Regions from separate parts of the Mus musculus genome. Here region 2 is linked to region 1. A link is a loop called in an ENCODE intact Hi-C map of the cell type or tissue named here. Cell type or tissue: heart. All regions are shown on one strand. Links, peaks and the distances in the headings refer to the core of each region. The heading gives the core; the rest is flanking DNA.

Region 1 (10,135 bases), core at 1,142-9,141:
CCCACCTGAAGCCCACTAAACCACGAATATGGAGGGACCGATCCATTCAAAAGGTCAGAGCCCTACAGAGTTCTCTGATTGTTGGCTCAGTGGTCCCTATTTCTGCTTGACCACATCCAGCACTGCCAATGAAAAGAAGTGGAAATGTGTGAGTTCTGGAAACTTTCCTTGAAGAACAGCTGGTGCGCACCCATTGGCTGCTCTGCCCCAGCTCTTGTCTCCTTCCTGCAGTTTGAAACACAAATGTAGATGGTGGACTTTTCAGCAGGTGGATGGGGCAGTGCAGAGATCTGTCTGTATGATTCACATAACTGACTGTATGGCCCTCAGCTTGGACCACACTCTCTGAGGTACTGTGAGCTCAGCATCTGTCTCAGTGTCCTTTATAGACCAGGGAACCCAGAGTTACATCAACACTCTTTCCTTCTCTTAAAAGGCAAGCACTTTCAAGATCTAGAAGCCACTGGAAACCAGCAGCAGCATTTTAAGGACAGGCCACGATCTGAGGCAGAGAATTAAACAAAGAGTGGGCAAAGATTCTTTCTCATGGGCACAGAAAAAAGACAAACTGTTAAGGTCACATGTTCATAATACTGACTATTTTATTCTCACAGATGGGACCATACTTTTGTGGGTTTGGTCTAATGCTTGTATTATGTTAATTGGGTCCCCAAAATTGCATGAGAATTCGAATATAAGACGTCAAGGGTCCCTGATTCTCGTTGGTTTTGATTGGTAAATAAGGTTGCCAGGCAGGGTGATGGGAGCAGGACTTTTAGGATTCCTGAGCAAGGGACCAAGGGATTAGGAAGGGATAGCCACCAAGCTGGGAAAGGAGTGGCTGCCACGCCCGAGAAGTACAGGAGAGAGAGACAGCCAACGTGGAAGAGCCAGGGATCAGGACCCAGGAGGCTGTAGGTCTGGCTCTGGGGCAGCCAAGATGGAATATAGCATTTAGTAAGTGATGAATTGGTACTATCAGAAAGAACATCAGCCACGTGGAGGTTAGGAAGTGGCCCAGCCACTGAGCTCTTCAAGGCATATTAAAATGTAAGGGTGAGTGTGTCTGTGTGTGTGTGTGTGTGTGTGTGTGTGTTTCATTCGGAAACCCAGGACACTGGGGTGGGTAGCAAGGAACGTGCACTGCCGCCAGGATTATTTGAGCAGGGACATTTGGGTTATGCTACACCGTACCTCCTCTGAGATGTTATCTTTTTTCCGTTGTTTTAGAAACAGTCTCATATATCCCAGGCCGATCTCCAACTCACTATGTAGCCAAAGATGATTGTGAACTTCTGACTTTCCTGCCTCCACCTCCCAAGTGACTGTGAGTGTAGACCAAAGTGCCCAGTTTAAAACCTTGTGATTTATGAGATGGTGCAGTAGTAATGGAAAATTCTCTGGAATTAATTAATAGGACCATTAAAATTGAAATAAACACTCCTAAAGTGCAAACATTTAGGAATAGCCTCCTTCTTTGTGTCTCACTACAATATTTCTAACATCTATTTTATTTAACTCATAGGATCACCCCACTTAATTCTTCTTTATAGATCACTAACCCAAAAGGCAGGGTCTGGCACTCCTTGTATGCAAATCTGGTCTTATGTTTTTTTTTTTTTTTTTATCCTCTTCACATCAAAGACTACACTGATAGCAGTAGCTCCAAAAATCTAAAAATAATTGTCCTGGTTATTATTATTATTTTTAAATCAATCCAATTCAATGTAGGGGCATCTGGGAAGAGGGAACCTCAGCTGAGAGAGTGTCCCCATTATATTGTCCTGTAGGCAAGTCCGTGGGGCATCATCTTGGTTGGTCATTGATGCAGGAGGGCTCAGCTGTGGGCAGCCAGGTCCCTGAGCAAGCAGATGTGGTGGTTGAAGAAAACAGACAAACAAGCAATGGAGAGCAAGCCAGTGAGCACTGTCCCCCAGGCCTCTGTTTCAGTTCCCTTGGCCAGCTTCTCGCCTAATTCCTGCCCCGATTCACCAAGTCAGCTCTGTATGTCTGTACAGACTGTTTTAGCTTTGTAGATTCAAAGAAAATGATATTAATCAGACAAATCCAACAAGAAATTGAGAAATTAGGAAAAGCATGGAAAGGAAGAGAGGGGCATGTCTCAGCTTCATAGTGTTTATAAAATAACAGCCCAAACTGAATCTTTTCTGAAAATGGATTGTGAACCTTAGGTGGTCATTCTTAAACACTCTTGTTGATTAACATGCATTGTTAGTTTGATTGATTTTTAGAATCAACATGACAACACACCTCTTCAACTGTCTGCAGGAATGTTTCTGGAAAGCTTTAACTGTTCGGAAGGGGAGACCCATCCTGAATGGGGGAACCTCGTCCCTCAGTCTGGAGCCCCGTCTCATCCATCAGACCGGAGTCCCAGCCTGAGTTAACGGGAAAGGGAGCACAAGCATCCGCAGCTTAGTTAGGGTTTTACTGCGATGAACAGACGCCATGACCAAGGCAACTCTTATAGAGGACAACATTTGATTGGGGCTAGATTACAGGTTCTGAGGTCCAGTCCATTATCATCATAGCAGGAAGTATGACAGCATTCAGGTAGGCATGGTGCTGGAGGAGCTGAGAGTTCTATAGATTTATAGAACTTTCAAAGGAAGCCAGGAGCAGGGTGTCCTTACGCAGTTAGGAGAAGGGTCTCAAAATCCACCCCTACAGGGACACACTTCCTGCAACAAGGCTACACTTCCTCTAACAAGGCCACACCTCCTCCAACAAGACCACACCTCCTCCAACAAGGCCACACCTCCCCCAACAAGGCCACACCTCCCCCAACGAGGCCACACCTCCTCCAACGAGGCCACACCTCCTCCAACAAGGCCACACCTTCTAATAGTGGCACTTCCTGGGCCAAGCATATTCAAATAGCCACAGTTCATCTCGCTGCTTCCTGACTTGGGATACATTGTGACCAACTGCCTCATGCTCCTGCCTCCACGCCTTTCCCATCATGATGGACTGTGTTCTCTGTGATCCAGAATCAACTGTTCCTTGAGTTGCCCTATAGAAACCAATATGGTCATATAAACTCCTCTGACTCATTGGGATGTTCAAATTAGACCCATGTTTCCTCAACTATTGAAAACATGTGCCCATACACAAATGTTCTAGGCCACTCTACCGCTAGGGATTTTTGACAAGGCCTTCTAGGACACAGGTGAATATCTACATTATTTCCTCCAGCTAAAGTGATCTTGTCAAACTTTACGTTTTGCAGATTGTTTTATAATACGAAAAGATTTGGTGGGCATGTGGCTCATGCCTTTAACCCTAGTACTCAATAGGCAGAGGCAGGTGGATCTCTACGAGTTCCAGGCTAGCATGGTCTACTTAGTGAGTTCTAGGCTAGTCAGTGCTAAAAATGAGACCCTGTCCAGCAATCAGGCAAGCAAGCAAACAAACAAAACAAACCCCCTACAGCCCTAATAATAAGACCAAACCACCTACAGACTTTTTAAAAAAGATGTAGGCATCTTACATTGACTAGTACATGACTTCTTATGCCTAAATTTAGGTCCCTTTCTATTCGTATTACTGTAGTGAAGAGTCCTGGCCCAGATCTCAAGGGAAGGTTATAGAGAGGATCCTCCCAGTGACCAGGGAATCAGAATCAAGTGATGTTCACTCTGGGATGGGGCTGCATGGACTTGGGGATATAGACAGAGGAAACGTGAACAGCAAAGACACGTCTGGAGTCAACAGCAAATCATTGAGGAAATAATTCAGGCGAGCTGTCACTAAGAGACTTCACTTGGCAAACAGCCCTCACCAATGCCAGGAACCACGGGGTTGCCAGAAACTCAGAAGTACCACTCATAACAGTGAGGAAAACCAGAAAGCCCAAGGACACAACATACGTCAGTCACTGCTAAATTAGGAGTTGCCAACTTGGTTCTTTCTATGTCTCTGAACTATGTTTCTAGCGCTTCGGAAAACGTTAAAAGAAACAAAATGCATGATTTCATTTGATGGCTAGCAAAATAATGTTATTTGTGACACAAATGTTTACAGAACTTTGGGCAGGACCATGAGAGACACATTGTACATTTGATAATCTTGGGATCTGTAAAATGTCCTTTGCCACTCTATTTTGTCATGAGTGCTGGGGAAGGATGCCATTTTCCTTGGCAGCATGGGCACTGGCAACCCGTCCTTGCTCCAGGAAGGATACATCTGTGTGAGCATGAACTCTCAGCAGGGTGCTGTCTAAAAAGGGTGGCACTGTGAGAGGGAGTGGGCTGTGAGTGGATATTTGGGCTGAAAACATCTAATATTCATTATATATGTATATGAAATGGTCAAACAATTAAAAAAATGGGGGAAGGTTTTCATTGTGAGATGTCTGTGTGTTTGTGAAACTTTTTTGTAATGGTTAATTCTGGTTGAGACCGCGACTGGGTTGAAATGCCTAGAGTCCCAGAGAGGCACACACGTGAATGAGTCTGTGAGGGCATCACTGAGGTGGTCGTCTGAGGAGAGAAGACACACCTTGATTGTGCTGCATTGTCTCATGGTCTGGAGTCCTGAACTGACTAAGGAGGCACAAAGGAGCAAGTGAGTTGAGGACTGGTACAAACACACCTTTTTCTTCTGTTTCTGGGTCACCCAAATGTGAGGAGGTGGGAAGGCTTGGCTGGCACAGACAGGACCCTCAAACCATGGGCCCAGATAGACCCTTTCTCCCCTAAGTTGCTTCTTGCCATGGTTTTGATCACAGCAATGGGATAAGTAACTAACACACACGCAGTATGTAAATGTTGTGATCCTTACAAACTCCTCTATCAGTTTAACCAGCTAAACTAATCAAGTAGTGAACGTCTCTCAAGTCAGCACTAGAGGGAGCATCAAGTAGAGCAAAGAGCTATGAACATGTGAGCTTCAAGGTTGTCACCAAGGTTGAACGCTACAAAAGGACAGAGAGAGTGGTCGGAAGGCCGGGTGTGAAACAGCCAGTGAGAGGCTTGGGTCTGCTAGTGAGGCAGCCCCGCTGTGAGGTTAGATAGAGAAAGCTGGGGATCCTTCTGGAGAGCCAAAGGCCTTTTCAAGAAAAAAAAAATATCAAGGTCTACAGTGGAGTCCCCGATTTAAGCAGAATGCAGGAAATCAGAGTGCATCACACTTAAGGCTTCCTGCTGCGAGCTGCTAAACAGTCAGAAGAAGGCAGAGTGAGCAAACAATAGTTTGACCATGGACAACACCAGGAAGAAAATCCCACATCACCCCTAGGGGTTCCCACCGACACCGGAGGAGACACTGATATCTCACTGATACTTGATGGAAAATGGAATTCTCTCTCACTCCTATAAAAACATTCAACTATGATCCTAACCTTGCCTCTGACCATGAATTCCAAGTGTAGGGTCCAGATCAGAGGATGTCATCAGTGGCCGAGTGTCAATGTGACAAGAAGCATCATAGAAGCAACACAGTGATGACTTAAAGCTAGGCAGTGTGTTTCCACAGGCTAGGTGACAAGGCTTGGTGAGGAGCGCAGAAGAACATAGGTAGTGTGAGCTAATGTGAACAGCTGTGGGGAGAGAGGTGAGGAAGAGAGCTTGATGTTCTTACAGAGGGTTCAGTTCCCAGCTCCCAAATCAGGAAGCTCACAGCTTCTTATAACTCCTGTTCCAGGGAGATGACACCCTCTTCTAGCCTCCATGGGTATTGTGTCACACACACACACACACACACACACACACACACACACACACACACACACACACACACACACACACACACTCACACACACACACACACACAAATATGAATAAAATAGATCTAAAAAAAAATAGGAGGATACAGGTTGTGAGCCAAACACCACATGCTTTCTAACCATGTGACTCTGAGTGACTACGTGTCCTGAAGCAAGAGTCATTGAGAATTATGAGTAGAATACATCTTGAGTGTGAGGAGTACTCAGTTCATGTCAGCTATGCTGACAGGTGGCATAATGAAAGCTTACGTGGAGACCTACGTGAGTACTCCATTACAAGTGAGCTTGATACCAGCTACAAGGAAACACGCGCTTATTTCGTACATAACTGAATTTTAACGTTGAGTGTTTTAATGGCTGAACATCTGTTTTCAGGCTTAGGTAAAGCAGAAAATGTCCTTAACAACCTTGGGTATTATGTAGGTTTCAGAGACAAGGTTCTAGGTACTGGGTCCTGGGATTACAGGTGTGTGCAATGTGTAGTTTATGTGGTGCTGAGAATTGAACCCAGGGCTTCATGCATTCGAGGCAATCTCTATACTAACGGAGCTACACTCCAGACCATGCAGCCTTTAAGATATTATGTCCATTAAAACCATGCTATAAAAATAAGCAATTATAGGAGCCAGAGTGGTAGCTCCTTAGTTAAGAACACTTGTTACTCTTGCTAGGACCCAGGTTCTGTTCCCAGCACCCGCTTGGAGCTCACAACATTCTGTAACTATAAAACCAGGGGATCCAACACTTCCTTTCGACCTCCTTAGGCACCTGGTACATGCATGGTACACATACATATAGTTAGGAAAATACTCATACACATAAAACAATAAAATTTAAAAATAAGTAAGTATAACCAGAGGGTCTTTGTTTTCTGATGGAATAAGGCTGCTCTGTAAACCAAATCTCAACAAGACATTGGGACTTTGCGTCTTAGATGGACACAGCTGTTCGATGTGCGGTCTGTTTGTAGGGTTGAATGTTTGTTCTGCACTTTTGCTCTTTATATCTTGTTCCTACCAGACCTGATGATAACCTCTGCCCTTCTGCAGCATCTTCTCTCTTGCCTTTACATCACACACACACACACACACACACCACACACACACACACACACAATACACACACACCAAATACACCACACACATCACACACACACACACACACACACACACACACACCACACACACACAATACACACACACACACACACACCACACACACACACACACACAATACACACACACACCAAATACACCACACACATCACACACACACACACACACACACACACATGCACACACACATCACATACACACACCACACATACAATACATACACACCACACACATAAACACCAAACACACACACACACGTGCACACACACACCACATACAAACACCACACATACACACACCATACCACATACCACACACACACACACACACACACACACACACACTGCTGCAGGGAACGTCCTACATTGTATCTAGAGTGTAATTACATACTTCCACCTCTGGGGCACTTTCACAAATCTCATTCACTCCTTTTACTCTTTTGACAAATATCCCCTGAACACACAGATCCCCGAGACATCTCTTCCTTTGGGGTAACAGATGGGTAAGACAGACAAGACAGACACAACAGTGGGAAGAAACTGAGTAGTAGGAGATAAAGCAGAAGGCACAACAACACCCATCAGTGCAGAGAGGGCCTCGCTCAGTGACCGCGGCTACACAAGCGCAAAGCTCATTAGAGCAGTATTATTTTTCTGGTCTATTCTGATCCATCACTGTCTCTCGGGGCTTAAGAAAGGGCAAAGAATTAAACTGATCCTCAACAGACACTTTTTGTACAAACACAGAGCAGATTGGAATGTAACGGTAGTGTTTTCCAGGCAAAGAGACAGCAAGTGCCAAGGTCCCGAAAAAGAGGAGGCTCCAGGGAGAGAAAGAAACCAGGGAGCCATAAGAAGATAGGGAGTGGAATGTGGCAAACTCTGGCTCAAAGGATAATAGAAGACACTGGGGAGAGATGAGATATTCATGTTATTTCCTTATAGATAAACGTGGTATACACACCATTCTACCATGTATTAGAGATGAAAGTGAATTTACTAGTGACGTGGATGTACTTATTTATTGTCACATAAAGTGCTAAATCTTGGGCTGAACATCTGATACCACAGAACATAGGACATCTTCAATATTTTTAAGAGTTGATCGATACCTTGATTTTATAATCGTCTATGCTGAGAACACTTCTTTGCATAGTATGTACTATAAAACAGCCAAGACGTGTTTTGGGCCATTTCAGAAATTGTAGGATATTCTGTCATAATCCCAAGCCAAAATTCATTTAACAATCTTTTATGAAATTCAAGCCAGCAACTCAGAGACAATTTTCAAACCAAATATTGTAACAGATACAGTTTAAACAAACATGGTCTTAATGTGAGAAGTGGCACGGGAAAGAGAAATGAAATATTTTTTTTTTGTAATTAGTCTACTAATTAAACATTAATCTGTTCCTATCAGAACAGGAAACGTTGTGTGTACAGTTAAAACACTGCTGTTTATAACACCAAATAGTCTTGGATCTGTGCCCAAACGTGTCAAGTCCATTTAATTCTATAGAACCCCCTCAGAGTCATCATTTGTTTTTTACTGAATTAACTATTGTTCCCTGAAGAGAGAGAACTACAGATGGGAGTGAGCCAAGATGTGGCTGCTGGGACTCAAACCCAGGTCCTCTGGAAGAGCAGCAAGTGCCTCTAACCACTGACCCACCTCTCCAGCTCAGCTCGACCATTTTTGTTGGTCTTGTTCACATTGTTCCTTGAATCTCAAAATCTATTTTTCTATAATTTCTTTCCTTAGTGAGAAAACCTTCACTTTCTCATGCATCCTTCAGTCATTAGTCTGTTATTGTTAACATTCTCAAGGGCTTCAAGAACCTCCCTGTAGTTAGAACCTTGCCATAGAACAATGGCTTAAGTCCCTAGATGCTCCCCCCCCTTCCTTACTATTTCACACCAGTTAGCATTTTTTTTGGGTCTATTGTCAGGCATCTCCTCTCTCTCTCTCTGAGTTCTTGCCCTTCTGCTCTCTGCAAGCCAAGCACAGGTCTTGTAGCTAGTAGGCATCCACACATAAGCCAGTCTCTTCTCCATTGACCAGCCTTCAGGTTGCCATTAGCATCATCTACCTCAAACACAGCTTAGACGGCCTCCCCCACCCCAATTTTATGAGTTTTCAATTTTTTTCAGTCTTTCATAATTTTTGATCGACTTTATAAGGAAAAAGTAAATTCCTTAGTCTGCTGCTTCATGCCCATGATTTTCACCTCACTTGATTTCTTGAGCCTTACCTACGCTTCTCTATGTCTTCCTGGACTCCTGTCGTCTTTGTTAGGGTTTCTGTTGCTTCAACAAAACACCAGGACCAAAAACCTAGTTGGGGCGGAAGGAGCTTATTAGGCTTACACTTCTAGATCATTCTCCATCACTGGAGGAAGTCAGGACAGGAACTCAAGCAAGGCAGGAACCTGGAGGGAGGAGCTGATGCAGAGGCCGTGGAAGGGTGCTGCTTACTGGCATGCTCCTCATGGCTTGCTCAGTCTGCTTTCTTGTAGATCCCAGGACAATTAACTCAGGGATGGCAATGCCCACAAAGGGCTCAGCCCTCCCACAATGATCACTAATTGAAAAAAATGCCTGACAGCTGGATCTCATGGAGGCATTTCCTCAACTGAGGCTCCTTTCTCTCTGATTGACTCAAAACCAGCCAGTACTTCTGTTGTGGTAGTTGGCCCAAGGAGTGGCACTATTAGGAGGTGTGGCCTTGTTGGAGTAGGTGTGGCCTTGTTAGGGTAGGTGTGGCTTTGTTGGGGTAGGTGTGGCCTTATTGGAAGAAGATGTGTCACTGCAGGAGTGAGCAATGAGACCCTCCTTCTAGCCACGTGGGAGCCAGTCTTCTCCTGTTTGCCTTCTGAACAAGATAGAACTCTCAGCTTAGCCACGTGTGCCTGCCTAGACACTGCCATCCTCCCTAAAATGCATATAATGGACTGAACCTCTGAACCTGTCAGCCAGCCCCAATGAAATGGTGTCCTTTGTAAGAGTTGCCTTGGTCATGGTGTCTTTTCACAGCAATGGAAACCCTAAGACACCTGTCAAACTCAATTGGCTACTGTTCTAACTATCTGACAGCTTAACAACAACAAACAAAAGCAAGGGCAAAACCACCTGTTCGCATTAGTCTGTTTCCTTTGAGTGCTCTCTGCTCAGCCAAGTGTTTGTTGACACTCAGCTCTGTCATGATGGGCAGTGAGGAAATACTTGTATTTTCTAAGTGAAAATCCTAGATTTCATGAGTTCCTCCTCTCTGCTTG
Region 2 (10,135 bases), core at 927-8,926, 180 kb after region 1:
TCTATAACCCAAGTACGTGGCAGGCTGAGGAGGAGGATCAGGAGTTAGAAGCCTGCCCCAGTGCATAGTTTCAGGCTAACCTGAGCTACATGGTGAGGCTCTGTCTAAAAGGTGCTGAATAATGTAAAGTGCCGGAGACTGGAGGTATAGCTCAGTCTCTGCAGCTAGATAACAGGAAAGATGCAGGAAGGCCATGTGTGGCAGAGTGAGATTCCCTGTGGGAGCTCCCAAGCGAGTGCTGTGTGCAGCCATGAGGATGAAGTGGAGCACGTCTACTAAAGAAACCAACAGGTGGAAAGCCCAGCCATCCCAGAGACAGGAGTTGTTACTGCAACCAGTATGTCACTAGGGCATGGCTGCCCAAGCCCTCTGCAGCTTACATCATAGCACCATTTGTCCATATGCTGAACATGAACCTGCAGGATTTAATGATTACCCTGGTAGATTTTGATCAGATTCTGTACCATTATATAGGGGAAGTCTGTAATTTTCTTTTTTTATTTTCAGTAGTCTTCAACTAAGAATTTGTTTTGCAGAAGACCTTGGACCTCTCTCTCTCTCTCTCTCTCTCTCTCTCTCTCTCTCTCTCTCTCTCTCTCTCTCTCTCTCTCACACACACACACACACACACACACACAAATACTGGAACTATCTAGTAGTTTATCTAGTAGGACCTTTGGTCCTGTGACATGGTGTTGTCTTCTGCAAATGTGTTAACTTCATTCGCAGTTTATTCTAAAATGCTTATGACCTGCAGGCCATAGGTTGGATGTTTCAGAGAGACTTTAAGACCCTTATGGATTGATTAAACACATTTTAAATTATGAGATGGTCAAGAACCTACCTTTGGAGTCCAGAGGTTGAATGTTATACATTGATAGAAAATAATCCCTTGACTCTTGTTTGAATGCTTAGTTCCGAGCTAGTGGCAGTGTTTGGAAGGTTCTGGAAACTTTAGGAGGTTGCATTTACTCTGAAGAGTATGTCACTACAGACATGCCTTTGAAGTTACAGTCTTGCTCAACCTCTGTCTCTTCAACTTCAAGTCTCACTGTCATTGTTTCCTAATGGAGCCATGAGCACTGGAGACAGGAATGTAGAGTGATACCTCTGGCATTATAAACCAAAATGAGTCATCCTTTCCTTAGGTTGTTTCTGTGAGGCATTTCACAAATATGTATACTGTTCACATAAGGTGACAGAGATGACAAGCCCAATAGTGTAAAGAGAAACTCGGGGATTGTTTGAACCCTGGGTGTAAGCTTGTAAGATTCTTTGGACCTCATCAAGTGTCATTGGCCCAATCTAGTAACACTATATGCCCGCCACTGAGGGTTCTAATTTCAGGAAATAAAACTTGCAAAGACATAAGCAGGCAGTTTGTAACACAGGGTCCTACATAGAAAATGTGTGCCCTTCGTAGACACATCAGAAGACAGAATGATGGGAACAACTCAGCCAAACAACAGATAGCAGAAACAGATCCACAGACGCTAGAGTTATCAAAAAAGGTGTTTTAAGATAATAGTTCTTGGGCTCCAGGGAGATGGTTCAGTGGTAAAGACATTTGCTATCAGGCCAAATAGCCTGAGTGTGATCCCTGGGACCCATATGGTAGAAGGAGAAAACTGGCTTCTATAGGTTATCCTCTGACTTGCACATGTACTCCCACCCACATTTTAAATACTTTAAAATAGAAAACCTAGATGGTTTTTAGGCTAGAGAGATTTATCAGTTGTTAAGAGTACTGGCTCCTCTTCTAGAGGACCTGGTTTCAGTTCTCACTACTCACATGGTGGCTCACAACCATCTGCAACTCCTGTTCCAGGAGATCTGATGCCCTCCTTGGCCTCCACCACAGCACACAGATGGTACACAGACACACATGCATAAAATGAAAATAAGTAAATGTTTTTTTTTAAAAAAGCATAACTACTCAGTATATTGGAGTAAATGACAAGATCTAACACCGCCATGGTGAAGCAGATTAGGTAGCTTTGATAGAGACGATGGTGTTACGATGAAAGCATATGATTGTGGGCAGGTAACGATGGCAATAGAATACTATACTAAAAACATATCTGAGGGGCTCAGTGATTAAGAGTGCAGGTGACACTAGCAAAGGACCCAGGGTCATTTCTCAGCACCACAACCATCTATAACCCCAATTCTAGAGATCTGACACCCTCGTCTGTCCTCCCTGGGCAGCAGGCATGGGCATGGTGTATGCACATGCATGCAGTCAAAACACACATGCCCATAAAATAAAAATAAACAACACCCTTTAAAATGTAATGTCTGCAGAGCAGCATGTGCTCGTTTGTAATCCTAATATTCAGAAGGCAGAGGCAGGAGGATGAAGCATTCAGAGACAGTTTCAGATATAATAAAAATTTGGAGGCCAATCTTGGCCGCATGAGACATTGTCTCAAAAATGAACAAAACACTTAACCAACAGCTAACACAAAACAAACACCTACAAAAACTAACCTAAAGAAATAAATGCATAAAATGTATGGATACTTTGATGAACAAGTCACAGGACTATCGTCAGATCATCTGTCGTAACATGCTTTGACATTGTATGGTGTTTTAATCATAATTCTAAATCTCCTCATTTATTAACTCTAAACATTCTCTAAAAGTCTCTCTATAATAATATAGAAATCATTAGGTTAAAACATGCAATTAGTTAACGCATAATAAATCCTCACCATATGAGTTATTATATACTCTTTGCTAGCTTTGACAGTCTTTAAATATAAAATGTATCAATCTTAAGGAGTTGCTGGAATAAGTTGGAATTACTGGTACCAAGTAGACTGTTTGCTTAGGCAACTGAGAAAATATGTGAAAAGGAAATCACCAAGTCAAACCAGTGACTTACCTCCAACAATCCCCAATGACTGGTGGCAGGGGAGGACCATCTGTTTATTCTGTGCGTGGGTCTTTGTTCCTGCATATATGTCTCTGCAGACCATGTGTACAGTGCCCAAGGCAGCCAAAAGAGGGTGTTAGCCCCTCTGGAACTGTCAACTACCATGTGGTTGCTGGGAACTGAACCCAGGTCCTCTGGAAGAGCAGCCAGTATTCTTAACCATTAAGCTATCTCTCCAGCTCCATTATTATACATTTATATGCACATAAAGATAAACAACATGAAAGTTTTGGCTAAGTGCTATGACTTAGCTAAAAAAAAAAATCTTTTAAAAAACATCTGACTTTTAAGTACCACAATTAGATAATTATAGAAAATTTGTAATTCAGAATCTTAGGAATGCAGAAAACTTGAAAGTATCGATAAACTTTTCCCTGATCTAACACGGGTTATTTTCACCTATAAATATTGATCAAGATCCACAGAGGACACTGCAGTCAGACGAACTTACTGTCCTCATCATGGTTTGAGTGATCAACTTTCTTGCTGTCTTTTGATGTTCAAATCCAGCGTTCTGTGTTAAAGTAGAAAGGTAAATTTACAAAATGAACGAGAACCTTTGTTTTCAGAACCAATTAACCGAGTGAACCCCCAAACTGTACTTTCTCTTTCTTTCTGGGGTTGTACTTCCAATCTAAGTGTATGAGGTTTCAACTGGAGCTACTTCCGGAGCAAACGCAGGTTCTGACATCATATCGACTATAACCTACAAATCACATTCTTTTCTTCACAAGTTTAATGTCAATGACAAGGAGAGCCCAGTTTTCAAGTACAGTGACCCACACAGTGCACATGCAGACGTGTGGAAAAGTTAACGCGGGACTTTGATTTTAATCCAACAAACTTGATTTGTTTACTAAGTGAGCATTTGGAAGTCACCACCAGGTATGGAAGAATAAAAAGAAAAGAGAAGAAACACCTAGGCTAAATGAGATAACTTTTAAAATAGATGTCTATGCACTCCACAATTGCAGAATAGTTCAATAGTTATACGCAAATTGTATGGTTAGTCATGAGCCTTGATATTAGAAGCCTACCCTGAGCTTGAATTTAGAAATATTCTGCCAAATTAAGAAATTTAGTGATGGTTGTGATTCCCCTAGTATATTTTTCTAACACGCCAAGCAAAAGTCATAAAAATCATTCTATCAACCATTCGGTGAATGAACCAGGAAGTGAGAGAAAGCTGTGTTCTGCTACCTAAAACCTCACCGTCTGTATTTCACACAGGCAAAATGCATGTGAAACCAATTCCCAGGCACTCACCACGTGTGCATCACAGCGGTGCGCCCCCCAGAGAGCTCCCATCCCTCCATCCAGGAATTACAGTTCCTTTTCATTGGCTCCGCCCCCAAAGAGCTCTTATCCCTGCGTCCATGAGTTACAGTTCGTTTTCATTGGCTCATGTCCCTGCTCAAGCCTGAAAGTCAGTGGTGTGAGCAGTGCCAGGCTAAAAGTGGACTGGAAAGAATTTGCTAGAGTATACAAGTCTAATAATTTTCCGGATGTGAGGCGCTGTGCTCGCTTTGCCGCCCTGCCTGTCCGTCTTCGCGGGCTGCTCCTGAAGCCCTCTGGGAGACATTAGTCCTTTGTCTTGACTGGGGCAGGGCTCAGTGACCAAGCCCAGGTGGGCTAGTTGCGTATTTAATCCAAGGGTGGTGTTATCATTGAGACCTTAGTTGTCCCCCCAAGACCTCCCTGCTAAAGACATTGTCCCCAGGATGTACTGGAAGGTCCTGGAACCTCCAGGAGGTGGGACCCGCTGTGAGGAACTTAGATCACTGGGGGATGCTCTTCAAGAATCTCAGAGGGTCAACAAGGAACACGCTAAACACATTCCATGTGGTATTCACAGACTTTGTGACGTCTTTCCTGGGGGGTTAATAAATCCTTGATTTATTACTTATGTTTCAGCATGTTTTCATTTTACACTGTTCTTTGGGGGCTTTAAGAAATTACATGATTGTAATTTTAATATATAGAAGTTTCTGAAAGAGGAGGTGGGGTGGGGTGGAGAGATGGTTCCGTGGGGATCCCTGCTTGCATGAAGACATGGATTTGGATTTTCAGCATCCAGGTAAAAAGCAGGCATGGTAGCAGACGTTTGTAAGCACAGCTCTGTGGGGAGGAGATAGATCCCGTGGGCTCACTAGACAGCCAATATGGGCAAAGTGGGTTCAGTGAGAGACCCCAAAAATAAGATGAAGAGCAATGGAGGGAGGCACCCAACAGCTAGTCGTGACCTCCACACATGGATGAGTGTGCCCACAAACAGCCCTGCTTCCTAAGCCTTGTCTGCTTTTATCTACACAATCACACAATCACAACCACACAATCACAACCACACAATCACAACCACACAATCACAACCACACAATCACAAATTGACAGGGTGAGTACCCAAGAAAGAGACTGGTAAAGAGTTGAGTTCTGAGGACAAGTTGGCACGGAGAAAGGAGACGTGACATACACAGAGCCGGGAAGAGTCTCTCTGGTCTCTGGATTGCATGGAATCTCTGTGCACATGTGTTCTCAAGGACCCTGGACACAGCCCAGGTCTGTGGAGAACACTTTTCCCTTCTATGCTTCCATCCCAGTCGGTGCCTTTGCTCAGAGGCATTGTTGATCCTATGAGCAGACACACAGACCTGCCTAGCCTCAGGAGGCCATGGCATCTTCTGTAACTGGACGTTTTATTGGCTTTACTCCTTGCTCTCTGGTCTTGATAAAATATCCTGATAACTGTTTTTTTTTTCTCCTGTGCTCACAGGATCCGTTCTGCCATTCTTCCTGGAAGTGGATTTCCTGTTATCTTTAACAAATGTTTGCAGGGAAAATATCTCCTCAGATGCAGCTGTTTGAAGCCTTCTTCCAACAGCCGTGTCATGCATTTGGAATTTAACTTCCACTTAGATGAGAACTTCACTTGCTTGTATGTGGTCAGTCTTCTACCCTGTGCCAGATACTTACTGCTATAGATCATTCTGCTATAGATCATTCTGTTCCCAGAGACACATACTCAATAAGGATCTAATCAATTAACAAAGGGCATGATCAATAGGTACAATCTTTTCGGGGTCCTGGCTTCTCTAGTACTGCGCATGCACCCTTGCTGCTCTGCCCTACCCTCATCTCCCTCCAGTTCTCTGTCCTCCGACTTGTCCAGTGGGAGGTGAAGGTGTATGTGCTCCTATTTTATTTTCCCCTGCACGAAGAGGAAGGAAGCTATGTTCCCTCCCTGTGCAGTCTTTCCCTGCACCCTACCATCTTAGCCTGTTGCCCATTCAGTCCTTGAGAGAAAACGTATTTGTTACTTTTCTTATTGCTGTGGCCAAATATCCAAGAAGAAACAACTCAAGAGGATGGTCTTATTGAGGACACAGGTCACAGAGGTACAATCCATGATGGTGGGGAAGGCATGCGGCAACAGTGTGACAAAGCTGGCCACTTTATGTCCATGGTCAGAAAGCAGACAATAGACAGGAAGTAGATGGGGCTAGAAGGCCTCAAGCTCCTCCCCCCGCCCTTGGTCCATTTCCTTCAGCAAGGCTCCAGTTTCTAAGGTTCCACAACCTTCCAAAGCAATACCACCAGCTGGTTACCAAGCATCCAAACATGAGCCTATGGGTCATAATTCCTACTAAAACCATAACAGGCGTGAACCAAATAATCTGCTCTAAGGAATGGGGATGTGGCTCAGGGTAGATGTTTGCTAGCATGTACGAGGCCCTAGGTGACTCTTGGCAGATCTTCTGCACTCGGTCCTCACTCACGTGAACAGCTGGAGAATCTCTTCCCCAGAATGTCCCGTCTGTTTTATGTTAAAATACACTGGCTTTGTCAGATACAAAAATACTCAAGAGAGTATTGGAAACCTTAACACGTCCTTAAAATATTCATCAAATGAAATGTTTGCAGTGCATGATATTTTTATACAAATATGCTATTTTTACTAAGGTTTAATCTTTTACATTTGGGAAGGTCTAAAATGTCCTCCATCCTGATCTCATGTGCTAGCCAGGAAGGAGGACTCTGAACAGATCTGTGTCCATCCATAAAAGGCTCTCAACGTGCCAGGATCCCTCCACAAAGCCTCGGTGAGTGAAGAATTTCGAAGGATCAACAATGTACATGTCACACACATTCCGTGTGGTGTTCTTCACAGACTTCATGACGTCCTTCCTGGGGGGTTAATAACCTTGATTTATTACTTCTGCTTAGCATGTTTACATTTTCAACTGTTCTTTGGGGGCAATAAAACATCTTTTGGAACTTTCAGAATGTACTCTGAAACTTATATTTTTGGGAAAAAACCTCATTCACTGGTTCTGTCTGGCAGCCAAAGTGGAGGCCGTGGGATGATGGTTCAGGGTTATAGTGAAATATTGTGTGCTTGAGTTTGTAATATCTCTTTGTAGGTGTGTACCACAGCTGGGAGGGTGGGTAACACACACGATCCTCAGCACCCTAGAGACACAGTAATGGAAGCAGCCTCAAAACTGAAGACCTCTCTCCCAGGCCAAGGCACTGCTACCTCTCTGCCCTGGGTAGGGCATTCCAGCCCCGCCCCTTGCCAATCTTTCTCAGGACATCAAAGCATCTACATAAGCCATCCACAGTCCCTTCCAAGACTGCAGTGTTGTATCCTGGTGTCATTACTGAAGAAAGGGCTGGAGGAGAGAGGAAGGGGGAGAGGGAGGGAGGGAGGGAGGGAGGGAGGGAGGGAGGGAGGGAGGGAGGGAGGGAGGGAGGGAGGTATAAAGGGGAGTTGATAGGAAACAAACTAGGACAAGACTGGGCACAATTTTCCCTCCACTAACTGTGCTCTCCTACTGTCTAACATGCCGCATGTTGATCTCCATCGTTAGACAGAATCCTAAAGACTCAACCTGTCACATACACAATGGATCAAAACAGCCTCCCTTTTTGGTCAATTGGGACTAGTTAGGCCCAATCCTAACAAGGAGGTGCTGGAGGTAGGAGGAGAGACAAACTCATCTTTGGAGCTCACTGTCCATCCTATCCAAAAGATGCAGACAATTCCAGATTCTATTAGAGACCCTTTCTCAAAAAGTAAGTTAGCAAATGTTTGAGAAAAATGCCTGGTGCTATCTCTGGCTCCTATACACACATGTGTGCACACACAAACACACACACACTCAGACTCACTATATGCACACATGAACACATACAGACAGCATACATGCAAACCAATGAAAACAGCTTAAATTTCTCTTTCCCACATGAATGTCTAATACAAGGTTCAAAAGGTTTATACACTGTAATGAAAATGGCTTCCTACTTTGTTTACTGGGATAAAACAGTGACCAAAAGGGACTTAAGGAAGACAGGCTTTATTGTTGTACAGGTCCTGATCGCAGCCCAGGGTACTGAGGAGTCAGGGCAGGAACTCAAAGCAGGAGCAAGAGGAGAAGGCAGGGAGGGAGCCAGTTGCCGGCTTGATTCTTGTGCTCTGCTCTGCCTACTTTTCTATACAACAAGAGCCACCTTCAAGGGATGGCATCACCCACACTGTCATGCAATCATTCATCAAGATAATGACTCCACAGACTTCCTCCCTACAGGCCAATCTGATGGAGGCACAAACTAGGCACTAACTTTCTCAGTTGAACTTTTCTTTTCCCAATGACCTCAGCTTTGGTCAAGTCTACAAGAACCTAGACGCTCAAGTGAAACCCATGTTACTCGTCCTTTAAAGCCCCATCCGCAGCGACTGCCAACTTCTAAATAGCCCTTTATAAACATCACAGAATGAGGCCTTCACGATGTAGCGCTATCAGTTTCTGATGATGAAAGCGTTTTTATCTCCCATGATTACAGTAGCATTGGGATATGGCACGTAGTTCTGGAAATAAAAGACGTTCAGTCATCTTATACAGCAGCTTACTGCTGTTCAAGTCCATTGTGTCAAAGAGCAAACCCACATCAGCTATTTAAATCCTGTGACCCTTGTTTCATTTACTGCCCAGAGAAAGATGTTAAGTATTAGAGAAGGGTGCCAAGAGATGGCTCAGCACAGTTATTGTTAGCTGGCCTGAAATTTTCTGGCCCATTTACAAGACTTGAAAATTTTCAAATTGGATTTATATATGTTTATTGTACAGTGGTCAGATAAATTGGAGTAGAAGGGCCGGAAGAAAGGCTGTCCTATTAAAGATATTTTTGGAAGGCCTGTTTCTCCCACTGAGGCATGGCAGTCGTAACCTGTTGCTATTCGCTTGTCGCCATGGAAGGCTGCTGGTTCCCCGTGACTCACCTGCAGCAGATTCACAGTCAGCAAATTATAAGACACAATGGGGTCATCCTGGTATAAAAAGAGCAAAAAGAGGAGCATTTCCTGGGTAGATTCCTGTCCTAATGACATTCTTGTCTCCAGTAACAAGGGACCCAAGGAAAAAGCCATCTGGTCCCTTTTGTCAACTTCCTGCCTTTATCAGAGGAAATGAAATGTGTCCTTGTAACCTTTCAAATCCCACATAAACAGTATGAGGAAAGCTGTCAAAATCATGTAGTATAAGCAACGCTTGTATTTTTACACATTGTTTTTAATTCTTCTAGGAATATCACTGACTGGTAAGCCCACAGACGACCCCAACTCCAGTGACTAGTGATGACGGATAATGACAACAACTTACTGAAGGCATACTAACACTCAGTGTGGGCAGAGAATGGGTGTTATCTCAACAACCCTAAAAGAGGATTCACAGGGCCAAAGGGGAAAACTATACAGCCCATTGTCTTCTTTCCTTCTCTGAAGATACTAATGACAACCCTCACACAAGGCAAGAGTCAACTCAGCGTTGATGCAGGCATGTGTCAATGACTTCATTGTTTCAAACCCATGGCAGTCCTTCTGCCTCAGCTTCTCCTGGGCTGGGATTGCAGGAATACCACACCCTGCGCATGCAATGACTTTATGAAAGGAGTAGACACTGACTAGTTAGTCCATGCCAGGCAGGTTGCTTGTTAGCTGTAACCTCTTAAATGTAGACAGTCTCAATCCATCACAGTTTGACTACAGTTTCTCAGCTTTACAGTGTCATGAGAGCTATACAGAGCCAGTTGAAACCATGCTCCAATTTTTGAATAATGAACATTCAACCAACCAGCAATAGGCAGTGTCTTAAAGTTTTACTGATGTGAACAGATATCATGACCAAGGCAACTCTTATAAAG

Evidence for each region. A loop is a pair of places that touch in the nucleus more often than their neighbours do. Peaks named below come from ENCODE experiments on the same cell type or tissue, not always from the same donor. Only the 100,000 strongest peaks of a DNase experiment are listed, where the experiment ranks them.
Region 2: a loop joins it to region 1, with 2.4 times the contacts of the local background. A loop is called at or near these places in 3 of 42 quality-filtered maps.

Annotation. Positions count from the first base shown.
Region 1 is chr6:142,715,602-142,725,736 of GRCm38, reverse strand. No RefSeq gene overlaps it. Among named protein-coding and RNA genes, the nearest start is that of Abcc9, 18 kb to the right of the region's middle. In heart, for the core only: CTCF peaks have their summits at 4,870 and 7,278; no DNase peak of the experiment used is centred there; H3K27ac peaks cover 380 bases.
Region 2 is chr6:142,539,535-142,549,669 of GRCm38, reverse strand. Gm38920 (a long non-coding RNA gene) reads left to right here and starts at 4,952. Exons shown (of 3, transcript XR_869569.1): 1 at 4,952-5,015; 2 at 5,709-5,870; 3 at 6,960-7,118. In heart, for the core only: no CTCF peak of the experiment used is centred there; a DNase peak (open chromatin) is centred at 4,369; H3K4me3 peaks cover 434 bases.